2 separate regions of the Homo sapiens genome follow, and region 1 is linked to region 2. Evidence: chromatin loops called from intact Hi-C (ENCODE). Cell type or tissue: ovary. All regions are shown on one strand. Each heading gives the region's core, and the rest is flanking DNA. Links, peaks and the distances in the headings are about the cores only.

Region 1 (6,689 bases), core at 1,616-4,115, 52 kb after region 2:
AAATATCATAAAAGCTCCACAGTCTGCAGAAAAGATTCAATAATATGGCAGAAATTAAGGGAAATGTTAAATTTTTTATTTGTTTGTTTGAGACGGGGTCTGACTTTGCCACCCACGCTGGAGCGTAGTGGTGAGGTCTTGGATTGCTGCAGCCTCGATCTGCTGGGCTCAAGCAATCCTCCGGCCTCAGCCCAGCAAGTAGCTGGGACTACGGCATCCACCACCACACCTGGCTAATGTTTGGTATTTTTTGTAGAGATGGGGTTTCACCATGTTACCCAGGCTGGTCTTAAACTCCTGAGCTCAAGTCATTTGCCTGCCCCGGCCTCCCAAAGGACTCGGATTACAGGTGTAAGCCACGGTACCTGGCCCCACAAATGTTAAAGCTTTGAAAACAGATTAGAATTTGTATTACTGTTTTTTGGATTCCATGTGACCTGAATGTCTAATTGTAGACCAACTGCAGATCTACTCATCAAACATTTTATTTTCACCCCAGATAGAATTACCCTGAAAGGACACATCAGGTGCTAACAAAATGCATAGATGGAAAAAGAACCCTCCTTTAAATAGAGTACCCTCCTGGTTCTCCTATTTTGTGTCATTAAGCACAATTTGTGATACTTGGTACATAAGCATGGGGTGTCCTTGAGCTGCAGGAGGTAGAGAGGTTAGCATCATGAAATGATGGCACAAAGCGAGAGCCATTACAGATGGAGAAGGAGGGTGGGTAATTGGGTCCAGCCCCCAGGGTTAAGTACCGCATTCTTCCAGAGTATATTTTTAGTGTTTTACTTAGCCTAGTTTCAAAATTCGTCTAGATGTTGGGGCTTCTCTCTTTTCTCCTGGAAGATGATTAAACAGACTAACAGCTTTTGCTCAAAGAAAGGTTCCTGGTATTTGTTGTCAACTGTGGTGTCTGATTTTGGCTCGTGCATGTTATCGATGTGTGGTGATGGCATGCAAGCCTACTTATTTGGTTATTTGGTTTCTGCTGGGGAGATTCACTCATATTGTGATATAACTTGCCTAGTTATTACCCACTGATCTATTCATGTTTCTCTCTTGTTTTTTTTTTTTTTTTAGCCAAACTGACATAAATATAAATCTCTCTTTATTTTTAGTTTTTCTTCCCCAGATTTGTTCTCAAATGGGATGAGAATCTCCAGATATCGTTGAAAAGGAGATTGGAGCAAAGGAGACACCCCTTCCCTTCCTCGTGGCAGCGGAAGCTGGTGATGCCTTGGAGGGTTGGGCCTCCTGGCCCCCCAGTCCTCACTCCTGGAGCTTCCTCACCTTGTGGCCCTGTGGCACTTTCAATTGTCCCTACTCGGGTTTTGTGGTGCACACAAGGCTCTTCTGACTCCTGGCTGGTTTCTCGGGTTTTGTTCTGCACCTCACGGCTCTACCAGTCCCTCTCTCCTGGCCTTTCCACCCCCATCCCACCCCGGGACCCTGGCCAGCTGCTTCCCGCCGGGGACAGGTGGAGGAGTAGGCTCGGTGATGAGCTTGGGGGTGCCTGTCATACTGAGGAACGTTTCTCATCTCCGTTGTCTTTCCCGGGGTGTAATTTGTACGGACTCTTGAGCATTTGAAAAGATCCTCTTAATTTTGATGCCTGTGGTAAGTGAGAAAGCTGGTGAGCGCCGCTAGAGCTGAAGGCACTCTGGTGCATCCTCCCTCCCTGCTGAGGCCAAGGTCCCCCACCCCTCGGGCTGGATCACAACGTGGACTGTCACTGGACAGCACTGAGGCCGCTGTGAAGACCCTTGGAAGGTTGCTCACATGCTTCTCCTCTCAACTCACGTTGCTTCTGGTTGGGGTTTGAATTCGCTGTTGAAAATTGCAGGCGGCGTCGTATCTGTGTTCATTGCATTATATATTTGCAAGCACGTGAACAAGTGAAGTGTCCTCAAGCTCTCAGCATCGTCTGGGCCCTGGGCTTCAGCCTGGCACCCTAGTGCAACAACACCCCCTAATCCAACACTCCTGGGTCTTGAGCCTGGTTCGTGTGGGTCGGAAGCTGACGGGGAGGCCAGTGTTGTGATGTTAAAAGAGGTGATTCTTGTCGTCCTGCCTCCAACTGCTCAGAAGAAAAGGCACGCACATGCAACCACACACCCAACATGCAGCAACCACAGCAGAAACTTTTAAACACCCTCAGCAGGTCAGCTCCGTCCTTTCATTCTTACATAGCTCCGTGCATGGAAGATTATGTTTTTGGAAGTGCCCCTGAATGCGAAATTCCGCTTCTTCATCCCCAGTTGTTATTTGGACCCCCAGTTTAAATCTCACGGCTGCTCTGGAGACCCAGGATCAGATGGACAGGTTAACTGCAGTTGCCCTCGGGTAGCTAAGTACTGTGATTTTGGAGCTGTTTCTCCTTTTTACTGCTCTCTTTCAAAAACAAAACAGAGAAAGAAGAAAAAAGGAAGAAAACACACAGGCCCCCACAAAGTCCCTGGCCCTAGACCACTCCCTGGAAGCAAGTGCCCACCCAAGGAACCCCCCACAACTCGGTTGACCCCACCTTGAGGCCCCCAGGTTTTGTGCCTCTGCAGAACATTGCCACGTCTGAAGCAGACATGTCTTTGCAGGTGAGAGGCTGGGGCTCAGATCTTGGGGCTCTGTAGGCAACTGGTTCTCAGAGGATGAAGAGTTCTGTGTGAAATGGTGCAGTCTGATTGTGGGAGGTGGACTGCAGAGCGCTGTGTGGCGGTGCTCCTGGCCGGAGTGGCCTTGGGAAGCAGTCGGAAGGCAACAGTCTGACCCCTCCCTTCCTCGCGGAGGGAGACTCAGAATTGCATGTTGGACTTGACTGTCCCCACAATGCCAGGGCTGTGTTGATGTGTCAGGGGCCATTCCTCTCAGGGGTGGTTGTAGCCCAGCTTGGCTCAGGACAGAGATACTTGGGCGTCCCAGGGCTGAGTTTCTTGTCTGAGGCTGCCGGCTACTTGTGGTGTGTGGAGCACGAACCCAGGCGGTGGGAGGTCAGAGCCTGCTCTCCGATCAATCTAACCCCGCCGTCCCCCATTTTAATAACAGTGGGATTCGCGCAGTGACTGGAGCAAGCACAGATGCTCTGAGGTAACTCGGTGGGCACTGCCCTGACACAGAGGTCAGAAAAGGCCCAAGCTGAGACTTGACGTTTATGACCAAGCAGCAGTGAGGAAAACCAGCAGGAAGGAGCTTTCTCAGCAGACGAAAAGCGTGTCCCAGGTCTGCAGAGAAGAGAGAGTCCCACTCGGGGGCAAGAGTGGCTCTGTGTGGCTGCAGCATTCGGCATGCGGAGTCTGGAGGTGACGGGTGCCCTGCAGGGCTGAAGGGGAGCGTGTGGTTTCTGGCGGTGATGGGGGTCCCTGCAGGGCTGAGGTGGAATGTGTGGTTTCTGGAGGTGACAGGTGCCCCTGCAGGGGTTTGGCGTGTGGTTTCTGGAGGTGACAGGTGTCTCTGCAGGGCTGAGGTGGAGCGTGTGGTGTGTGGAGGTGACAGGGGTCCCTGCAGGGCTGAGTGGAGTGTGTGGTGTCTGGAGGTGACAGGGGTCCCTGCAGGGCTGAGTGGAGTGTGTGGTGTCTGGAGGTGACAAGTGCCCCTGCAGGGGTTTGGCGTGTGGTTTCTGGAGGTGATGAGTGCTTCTGCAGGGCTGAGGTGGAACATGTGGTGTGTGGAGGTGACGAGGGTCCCTGCAGGGCTGAGGTGGAGCATGTGGTGTCTGGAGGTGACAGGTGTCTCTGCAGGGCTGAGGTGGAGCGTGTGGTAAGTGGAGGTGACGGGTGCCCCTGCAGGGGTTTGGCGTGTGGTGTCTGGAGGTGACGGGTGTCCCTGCAGGGCTGAAGTCAAGCTCTGCCTCCTGCGGAGCATTTGCATTTCTCTTGGAGCCTCTGGAAAGTTTCAAGTGTGAGGGAATGAAATGAGAGTCGTATTTTAGAATTTCCATAGAATTGGAAAATAAATGGAGGGGCAAGAATGTGATGGGAGGGAGAACAGCTTCAGACCTCCGGCACCATCTGAGTGTGGATTGTCAGACTGGGGAGGAGGGGCAGGCTGGAGAGCCACTGTGGACACACACAGGGTCCATGTTGGGTGTCAGCTCAGTGTAGAAACCAGAGAAAGGACAGACCCCAGGCAGCCTCCCACCTGCTGGTGTGGGCTTCTTGGTGACAGTCCTTAAATAGGAACAAAGCAGGCAGAACCCAGTGCTTCTGGCAGAAGGGCCCATAGTCAGAATTGGCCAGCAGGAAGGCCGGCCTCATGGAGTGCCTCATCCTCCTTGGGAGATGGGCTGGTTTCCTGGAGAACAGGGGCTGGTCGTGGGCCCTGCTGGCTGACCGATTGGCCCGTTCTCTCCTTCATGCCTCACTCTCCTCTCTGTCCCGGCACTCCTGGTGCTTGCTTGCTCCAGTGCTTTGTTTAATGTCTTTTTTTTCCCCGCTAGAATAGAAGTTTTCTGAGGCCAGAGGGCCTGTCTGCCTTGCTCATCATGTTATCCCCGGCACAGAACGCTCAGTAGGCGCTGGCTGACCCACTGTCTCTCTTGCCGATAGGTGAAATAGTTCTAATTCCAGGAATCAGGGAACTGGGAAGCAGAGGAGTGCGCCTGGCTGGTGCGTGGATGCTGGCAGGTGCATGGATGCTGGCAGGTGCGTGGATGCTGGCAGGTGCGTGGATGCTGGCAGGGGCGTGGATGCTGGCAGGGGCGTGGATGCTGGCAGGGGCGTGGATGCTGGCAGGGGAAACTACCCCTTCCCCACCCCACGAGTAGGAGCTGGTGAGGGCAGCCGCGTTCTTCACGATGGACACCAGCTCTGGAAAGCTAAGTATCCACGCTGTGGAAAGGAAAGAACAAACTGTTTTGGAGGAATGTTGAGCAGATAATAAAAATGAATTACACAGTAGATGGCTCGCCCTTCAACGCACAGCGTTCTGAAGAGCTGCACGATTTTGTTTGAAAACAGTCAAGGGCTTTTTGTAATACTTTACTGCAGGTTTAATTGCAGTGATATTTCAATGCCAAGGAGAGTAATTTGCAGCATGAATACAGCATTAGATTTGCAAGGCCCTACATTTTAAAACCTCTGTATAAAAGTGAGCATTTGGTACTAGCACTAGTAGAATTCTCATTTCCTACCTAACTTTCAAAGAAATTGAAGTTAAATGTCTATATTAACGTTTATAAAATTTTAAGAGTGATTCCCTTATTACATAATTAGCCTCAGCACTCATGGATCTGTGTGTCTGCCGAACATCATTACCCAGAGCAGGTTCTGGAACAGCTGCCGCCCAGACAGCGTGGCACTGATGTGGCCCTGAGGGGCGCATGCCGTGACAGACTAAAGTGCTCAGGGGATACTGTTGTTACGAGTCAGAATTGTTCATTGTAGTAAACATTTTCTTGTTAATAAAGAAAATCCTAGGCAAAATCTGAATACCTAAAGAGGTGATGGTATATGGTATGATAGTTTAGAGAAAATTGTGTTTATGAACATGGGCCAGCCAGGAGGGCGGGAAGGTCGCACCCATGGGAAGGGCCACAGCCCTGTGTCCTGTGTGCATGTCTCTCTGCAGGGAGTTGGTGACTTCATGCCTGGCATTGCGTGTGTACAGGGGACAGGCAGGCCCCAGACACCATTCCTGGAGGATCCTCATTAACCAGGATTGCTCTTCCATCTAATTCCAGAGCTGAGAGGCCTTTGGCTTCGTAGATCTAAGAGACACAGAAAAAAATAATCCCTAGAGAAAGAAGGGTGGAGTCATTCAAAAGGGCTGCATCGAAGACCCCAGCCCCTCTAGTGTTAATGCTGCAGACAGTCAGCTGTTGGGGCCGAGGCCCACAGATGGAGACTGGAACCTCCATGAGAATTGAGACTGTCTGGGTGGCGCTGGCATGGTTAAGCAGCTGAGGAGCCGTCTCACCGAGACTGTTCTGACTCCGGTAAATAATGGTCTGTGTGGAACCTTCTGGCATGAAACACTGACGTGATCCCAACAGTGTGGCACAGCTCCTGTAACAAGTCTCCCATCAGGAGACTCAGACTCAACACTTCAGAACTACAGGGACAGTTCATCCTGTGGAATCCTGAGGACATCTGCTATCAGGCTGTCTTTGAGAATAGAAAATAATAATAGAATATATGACAGAAATGGAGAGCATCTCTGAGATGGTGGCTTGTCCACTGGAGATACATGGCCCTTTCCTGGAGCCCGCAGGGGGAGGGGGGTGGGCAGGAGTTTGCAGCCCAGCTCCCCCCACCCAGGTGGAGCCGCCACCTTGTCCCCACAGTGCATCGTGGGGCATCTCAGGGAAGCACAGGGCTTCCTGCAGTGTGAGTTCTCCTCTGGCCAATGCAGAGGACTCCAGGCTCAGGGAGATGGGGGCCAACACAGAGAGGAGATATCTGCTATGGACAGCTACCTAAGCAAGAGAAAAGCTGTGAGAAGATTCAGTCACTGAGATGTTGGATTTATTTTTTAACAGCAACTAGCATTACCTAATACAATGGGTAAAACTATTTACCTTATTCCAGGGTAAGTTTCTATCAAGAAGGATCCAGAAGAGTGAGTGGGGTCTCAAATTCCTTTGTGGCTGGCACAAGTGATGTAAGAAATACCGAGCTATCTAAAGTCTAGGTTATCTGCCTCAAGGAGACCATGGGCATTAGGGGATTTGCAATATTCAGGACCTTAGGTAC
Region 2 (6,689 bases), core at 1,751-4,250:
GAATCACACGTCCAAAGCAGCTGGTCATTCATGCTTGCAGAAATACACCAAACAAACAAATATAAATACTCATTTGGGTATGGGTGGGGCAGGAGAAGACTCGAAAAACTAAAAACAAAAGGCAAGAATGGGTGAAAATGAAATGACAATAAACTAAAATTGGCACATGGTCTTTTTGACAAACACGTAGCTCTAACTTACCAGCATCTCTTTTTAGTTGGTCTGGCTGCTTTTTAATGGCACTGATACTTTTTAAAAAGGGCCAATTTGGCATGTTTTTATGAAAAGCAAATTTCATTGACTAATATTTTCTGCAGGGTTTAGGCCCTTGTAATTCACTTCTTGATTTTGATTTCTTTAATCTTTGCACCTTTGAAAGGCAAGTGTATTAGTCCATTTTCACACTGCTATAAATAAATACTTGAGACTAGGTAATTTAGAAAGGAAAGAAGTTTAATTGACTCACAGTCCGAATGGCTAGGAAGGCCTCAGGAAACTTACAGTCATGGTGAAAGGGGAAGAGGCACGTCTTACATGGTGGTAGGTGAGAGGGCACGAGCAAGAGCAGGAAAAACTGCCTGATAAAACCATCAGATCTCCAGAGAACTCACTCATTATCAGGAGAACAGCATGGAGGAAACCTCCCCGTGATCCAATCACCTCCCACGTGGCCCCTCCCTAAACTTCCCTGTGATCCAATCGCCTCCCACGTGTCCCCTCCCTAAACCTCCCCATGATCCAATCACCTCCCACGTGGCCCCTCCCTAAACCTCCCCGTGATCCAATCACCTCCCATGTGGCCCCCCCAAGCCTCCCGGTGATCCAACCGCCTCCCACGTGTCCCCTCCCTAAACCTCCCCCTGATCAAATCACTTCCCATGTGGCCCCTCCCTAAGCCGCCCCGTGATCCAATCGCCTCCCACGTGTCCCCTCCCTAAACCTCCTCATGATCCAATCACCTCCCATGTGGCCCCTCCCTAAACCTCCCCGTGATCCAATCACGTCCCATGTGGCCCTCCCTAAGCCTCCCCATGATCCAATCGTCTCCCATGTGGCCCCTCCCTAAACCTCCCCATGATCCAATCACCTCCCACGTGGCCCCTCCCCTAACGTGGGGATTATGGGGATTACAATTGGAGATGAGTTTTGAGTGGGGAACACAGAGCCAAACCATATCAGCAAGTAATTAGATTTTTACATATGAGAAGTTGGTAGATGAGGCAGAGGAATGAAGAATTGTAAATTGACTTATACCCCAACAGACCCTTATCCCAATCCTCACTTTCCAGAGCAATGCTATGTAATATATTTTCAAAAAGTTAGATCATGCCTACATGTGTAAAGGAAAATTGAAATATGATACAGCTGTTTTTATGATCGAGGCACACATCTCATATTTATCTGAAAAGTAAAAACGGCAAATTTATTTTGCTTGAATTTTGTACTTTATTAATTGATTGATTTTGCTTATACTGTGGTTTCATGTTTGTAAATCAGTTAGCTGAAAAACTTAAATATAGAATTTATAACATACATATTATGTAAATTATGTAATATAAAAACATGCTTTTTGGATGCTCTTTGCATTTTTGTGTTTAATTAAGAACAAGGCTGGCCAGGTGCGGCAGCTCACGCCTGTAATCCCAGCACTTTGGGAGGCTGAGGCCGGCGGATCACGAGGTCAGGAGATCCAGACTGTCCTGGCTAACACGATGAAACCCCGTCTGTACTAAAAATACAAAAAATTAGCCTGGCATGGTGGCGGGCACCTGTAGTCCCAGCTACTCGGGAGGCTGAGGCAGGAGAATGGTGTGAACCTGGGAGGCGGAGCTTGCAGTGAGCCCAGATTGCGTCACTGTTCTCCAGCCTGGGCGACAGAGTGAGACTCCATCTCAAAAACAAAAACAAAAACAAAAACAAAAAAAACAAGGCTATCCAAAAAAATGGCATATTTGGGTAATTTAAAAATAACTGGAGAGCTCACTAATTACTGGGCCTGTGCTGGGCCCTTCCAGGTAAATCTCGTTCTCATCGTTACCTGTTAGCTGTGCCCAGTGCACCTACGTGCTGCCAGGGCCATCTGAACACGATTCCAAATTCCAGCTCCTTGCTGAGAACTGTTATTAAATTCGTATTGGAATTAGTTAGAATTCTTTTCCTCCTAGTCACGTGGCATTGGGTTTTACAAAGACTATAAACACAGACATGTTAGCTACTCTTACTCCACGTAAAACACATATGTTGGTCATATCAAGGCAGAGAGATAATTTAGTTGCTATTATTTTGTCACAATGCATCAATTTCAAAGAGAATTAACATACTATCACGTTGAGATGTGTTGAAATTCACCACATCTCAAATGCATTTGTGTTGAAAATCAGCCAGCGGGTTTTCTGGCCTCTGCCTTTGCTGCTGGACTTGTATCTTTGACAGAGCTTTTCTGCTACTTTTCTCTTACTCTCTTCTCTCATCTAAGGCTCTACTTAGTATTTTTAGGATGTTGTCATTAATCAACTGTCTTTAGGTGTAATTTCAGCATTAAACGTTAAAGGCTCTGTGATGCGTTGCTGTGTTTTCGAGCGAGCGAGGGAACAGCCTCAGCCCTCGAGTGGCCCAGCCTCATCTAGACCGGCCTTAGGGGACTCTTCCGGGAGCTCACTTTCTGGATTTGCCTAAAATCGAAATGCACGTTGAATTCTCATTATAGAACCATCCAGCACTCACCACTCCTGCCTTTTCCATGAGCGTGTCCCGCGAGCTTGCCGTCCAGGGAACGTCTAGACCTCAGTGAGGTGGCTCTGGGCGAAGGCATGGTCTCCGAATGATTCCAGGAGGACAGGCCGCACGGAAATACAGGCCGCCTGGGCAGGAAGGGAGGCGTGAGGGTTTCACGTCATAAATTCCCTGAGAACTAACGGGTCTCGGGCTAAGTTTTCTTTTTTCTCTTCCCTGTGGTGTACTTCTCTGGGGGAGATGGTGTGTTGAAATGCTGAGAGCAGGATATGGTTTATGCACGGGAGTGCCTTGCTTTCCGTCAGTGCCTCCCGGCACGCCTGGCTGCCCCTGGTAATGTGTGGTGGGCACAACGAGGCTCTCCTGGCCTGCAGAAGTGGCCTGTGGAGGGATATAGGTGTACGCTGTGGGACAGGCTGTGTGTGTCGCGCTGCAAGGACAGTCCCCATCATGTGTGCGGTGTGGCTGCTGGGAACCCCGAGAGACAGAAACCACAGGCTGCTCCCCTGCCTGGTGGAGCTAGCAGAAATTTTGGGAGAAAATGCCCATTTGGTAAAAAAATCCCCGGAAGCAGCAAGCAATTATGTTTTTTAAAAACATCTATTCAGCCGGGTGTGGTGGCTCATGCCTATAACCCCAGCAGTTTGGAAGGCTGAGGTGGGAGGATTGCTTGCGGCCAGGAGTCTGAGACCAGCTTGGACAATGTAGTAAGACTCTGCTTCTACAAAAAACAATAAAAATAAAAGTGGTGGGTGTGATGACACACACCTGTCGTCCCAGGCATTTGGGAGGCTGAGGTGGGAGGATCGCTTAAGCCCAGGAGTTGGAGGCTGCAGTGAGCTATGACTGCACCACTGCAGTCCAGCCTGGGCGGCACAGGAAGACTCTGTCTTAAAAATAAATAAATAAAAACACATTTTAATTTCAAACTTTTTCTTTTCCTTGCAAGCTTAAAAAGCTTACGTATGTAGTATTATCTCCCTGGATATAAACTCTGGAATATGGATAGAATAACTAGTTGTGACTTTTAATTATTACTACAGTTTCGACATCAACTGTTTGGTCTCATCTTATTTCACAATAGTAAAGAGTTTTTTATTTTGGCCAGGCACGGTGGCTCATGCCTGTAATCCCAGCACTTTGGGAGGCCGAGGTGGGCAGATCACTTGAGGTCAGGAGTTTGAGATCAGCCTGACCAACATGGAGAAACCCCGTCTCTACTAAAAATACAAAAGTTAGCTGGGTGTGGTGGCGGGCACCTGTAATCCCAGCTACTCGGGAGGCTGAGGCAGGAGAATCACTTGAACCTGGGAGGCAGAGGTTGCAGTGAGCCGAGATCGCACCACTGCATTCTAGCCTGGGCGACAGAGTTAGACTCTGTCTGAAAAAAAAAAAAAAAAAAAAAAAAAGAGTTTTTAATTTTAATGCAAAAAGTCAAGATTTATGTGTTAGCGATTACTACCTGGCTGCAAGAACTCTGGGGCACCTTTCTTATTCAGCCAAGGTCCTCTGTGCTGTGTGGGCCTGTGTCCTGCAAGTGAGAACAATATGAAATGCTGTGGAAGGATCCGCGGTGGGAAATTAGGAATGACATGCTTAAGATAAAGGAGTGCAGCCACTGGAACCGTGTCTGATGAAGACTTAGAGTGATCGTGAAGCCCCACGCACTGCTTATCCACCCTGCCACTCCGCCACTGCGAGCCAACGGTGGTGTAATCATTTATTTGGAAACTGCAGCTTGGTACAGTGAGAAAGAGCCTCGGGCAGGACTGTGACAGGCACGGCAGACAGAGAGGAAGGCGAGGACCGGATCTGCTTCTCCCGAAGGGCACAGCCACTGGCAGTAACCAGGCAGCAGCAAGTGTGGTTGTCGAGTTGCTTCTCTGCTGGGCTCACGCGGATCCTGTTTGGTTTTTATGAGTTGAGTTATTTGAACGTACTACAGGTGATTTTTTTTTTTTTTTTGAGAGAGTCTCTCTCTGTCGCCCAGGCTGGAGTGCAGTGGTGTGATCTCGGCTCACCGCAACCTCCACCTTCTGGGTTCAAGCGATTCTCCTGCCTCAGCCTCCCAAGTAGCTGGGATTACAGGTGCCCGCCACCAAGCCAGGCTAATTTTTGTATTTTTAGTAGAGATGGGGTTTCACCATGTTGGCTAGGCTGGTCTTGAACTCCTGACCTCAGATGATCCATCCATCTCAGCTTCCCAAAGTGCTGGGATTACAGGCGTGAGCCACCGCACCCAGCCAGGTGATAACTTTTTCTCATGCTAGCCGTTATCTTGTTATCTTCTGCTTTTATCAGCTTTTCATTATTCATGAGGCAGCCTTGTTCTTCTAGAACACTGGCCTTCAAGGATGCTTGGGCAGCGCTGTCCGAGTGCTGGGTGCTCTGCTCCTGGCCTCCCTCCTGTGGACCAGGCTCCTCTCAGTGGGCGTGAACCCCCGACAGATCCAGGGCCAGATGCTGCTGCCTGTTCTCTGCTGGCCCCCAACAAGATGGAGCAGTGCCCCAGTACTCCCCGGCCCCTAGCTTTTTAGTGACAGGCCTCGGGAGGCCCTGCCGTGCGGGGCTGAGTACCGGCAAGCAGAGGTGTCTCCACTGGCTTCTGGTCTGGGCAGCATCACAGTGGACCTGGGGAAGCAGAGCTTCCTTCTTTCAGGTTGAGAACCGACTGCATTTGGAGGCAAACGGAGGCAGGCACGAGGGTTCTGGAAATGAAGACCAGGTCCATGGACGCTCAGGCTGCCTTTCAGCGACTTCTAATTGTTGGACACCCCGGAGAATTCTACATCCGGCCACAGATGACAGAGTGGGCCGCCTGGTGTGGCTGGAACCTGTTACGTGATTGTCCCTATGGGCAAATGCAGTGGATGTTACAAACATTCAGATGTTCTTTAGCAGCTGAGTGCTAAAACACAGGCCTCCCTGGTGGCAGGCGATGGCAAGGTTTGCACACGGAGCCTTTGGCACGTGAGAAAGCTAGTGTTGCATTCGTCTGTCCACACTGATCTTAGAGTTTTTTTAATTTTTATTTTTGAGACAAGATCTCACTCTGTAGCCCAGGCTGGAATGCAGTGGTGTGAACTCAGCTCACCGCAGCCTCAACCTCCTGGGCTCAAATGATCCTCCCACCTCAGCCACCTGAGAAGCTGGGACTACAGTCATGCACCACCACGTCCAGCTAATTTTTGAAATTCTTTTGTAGAGACAGGGTCTCCTTATGTTGCCCAGACTGCTGGACTCAACAACTCTCCTGCCTCAGCTTCCCAAAGTATTGGGATGACAGGCGTGAGCCACTGTGCCTGGATATCTGAGGGTGTCCAGGCAGTTTGCTCATAGCGGCCACATCCACAGGGTGTCGGTGACATCATGCTACTTACATACAGCGGAAAAATTGATCATGGAATCTGGGCACACTGAAACCATCCATAAAAATGGATGATCTTTATTTTGATTTCAGGTAGTGACATGGTTTGGCTGTGTCCCCACCCAAATCTCGTCTTGAGTTGTAGCTCCCATAATCCCCACGTGCCATGGGAGGGGCCCGGTGGGAGGTCACTGAATCATGGGGGTGGTTATCCTTATGGTGTTCTCGTGATAGTGAGTGAGTTCTCATGAGATCTGATGGTTTTATAAGGGGCATCCCCCCATTCACTCTGCACTTCTCCTTGCTGCCGGCATGTGAAGAAGGACGTGTTTGCGTCCCCTTCCACCATAATTGAGGCCTCCCCAGCCATGTGGAACTGCGAGTTGGTTAAACCTCATAAATTACACAGTCTTGGGTATTTCTTCATAGCAGTGTGAAAACAGACCCATGCAGGTGGTATATGAAGTCTGCATGGAGCTGAGGATAATGAACAGGGAAGTTGAGGAGAGTTTTCAGCATCAGGGTGGCTTTGGAGATATGGCTGGAGCCCACTGGGTGTGGGCACCGGAGATACAGTTGGACAGAAGGG

Evidence for each region. Hi-C counts contacts between places; a loop is a spot of excess contacts. Peaks named below come from ENCODE experiments on the same cell type or tissue, not always from the same donor. Only the 100,000 strongest peaks of a DNase experiment are listed, where the experiment ranks them.
Region 1: it touches region 2 in a loop (2.5-fold over the local background); 1 of 110 quality-filtered maps calls a loop at or near these places.

What each region holds. Positions count from the first base shown.
Region 1 is chr18:78,899,078-78,905,766 of GRCh38, reverse strand. No RefSeq gene overlaps it. Among named protein-coding and RNA genes, the nearest start is that of LINC01896, 77 kb to the left of the region's middle. In ovary, for the core only: no CTCF peak of the experiment used is centred there; a DNase peak (open chromatin) is centred at 2,956.
Region 2 is chr18:78,951,553-78,958,241 of GRCh38, reverse strand. No RefSeq gene overlaps it. Among named protein-coding and RNA genes, the nearest start is that of LINC01896, 25 kb to the left of the region's middle. In ovary, for the core only: no CTCF peak of the experiment used is centred there; no DNase peak of the experiment used is centred there.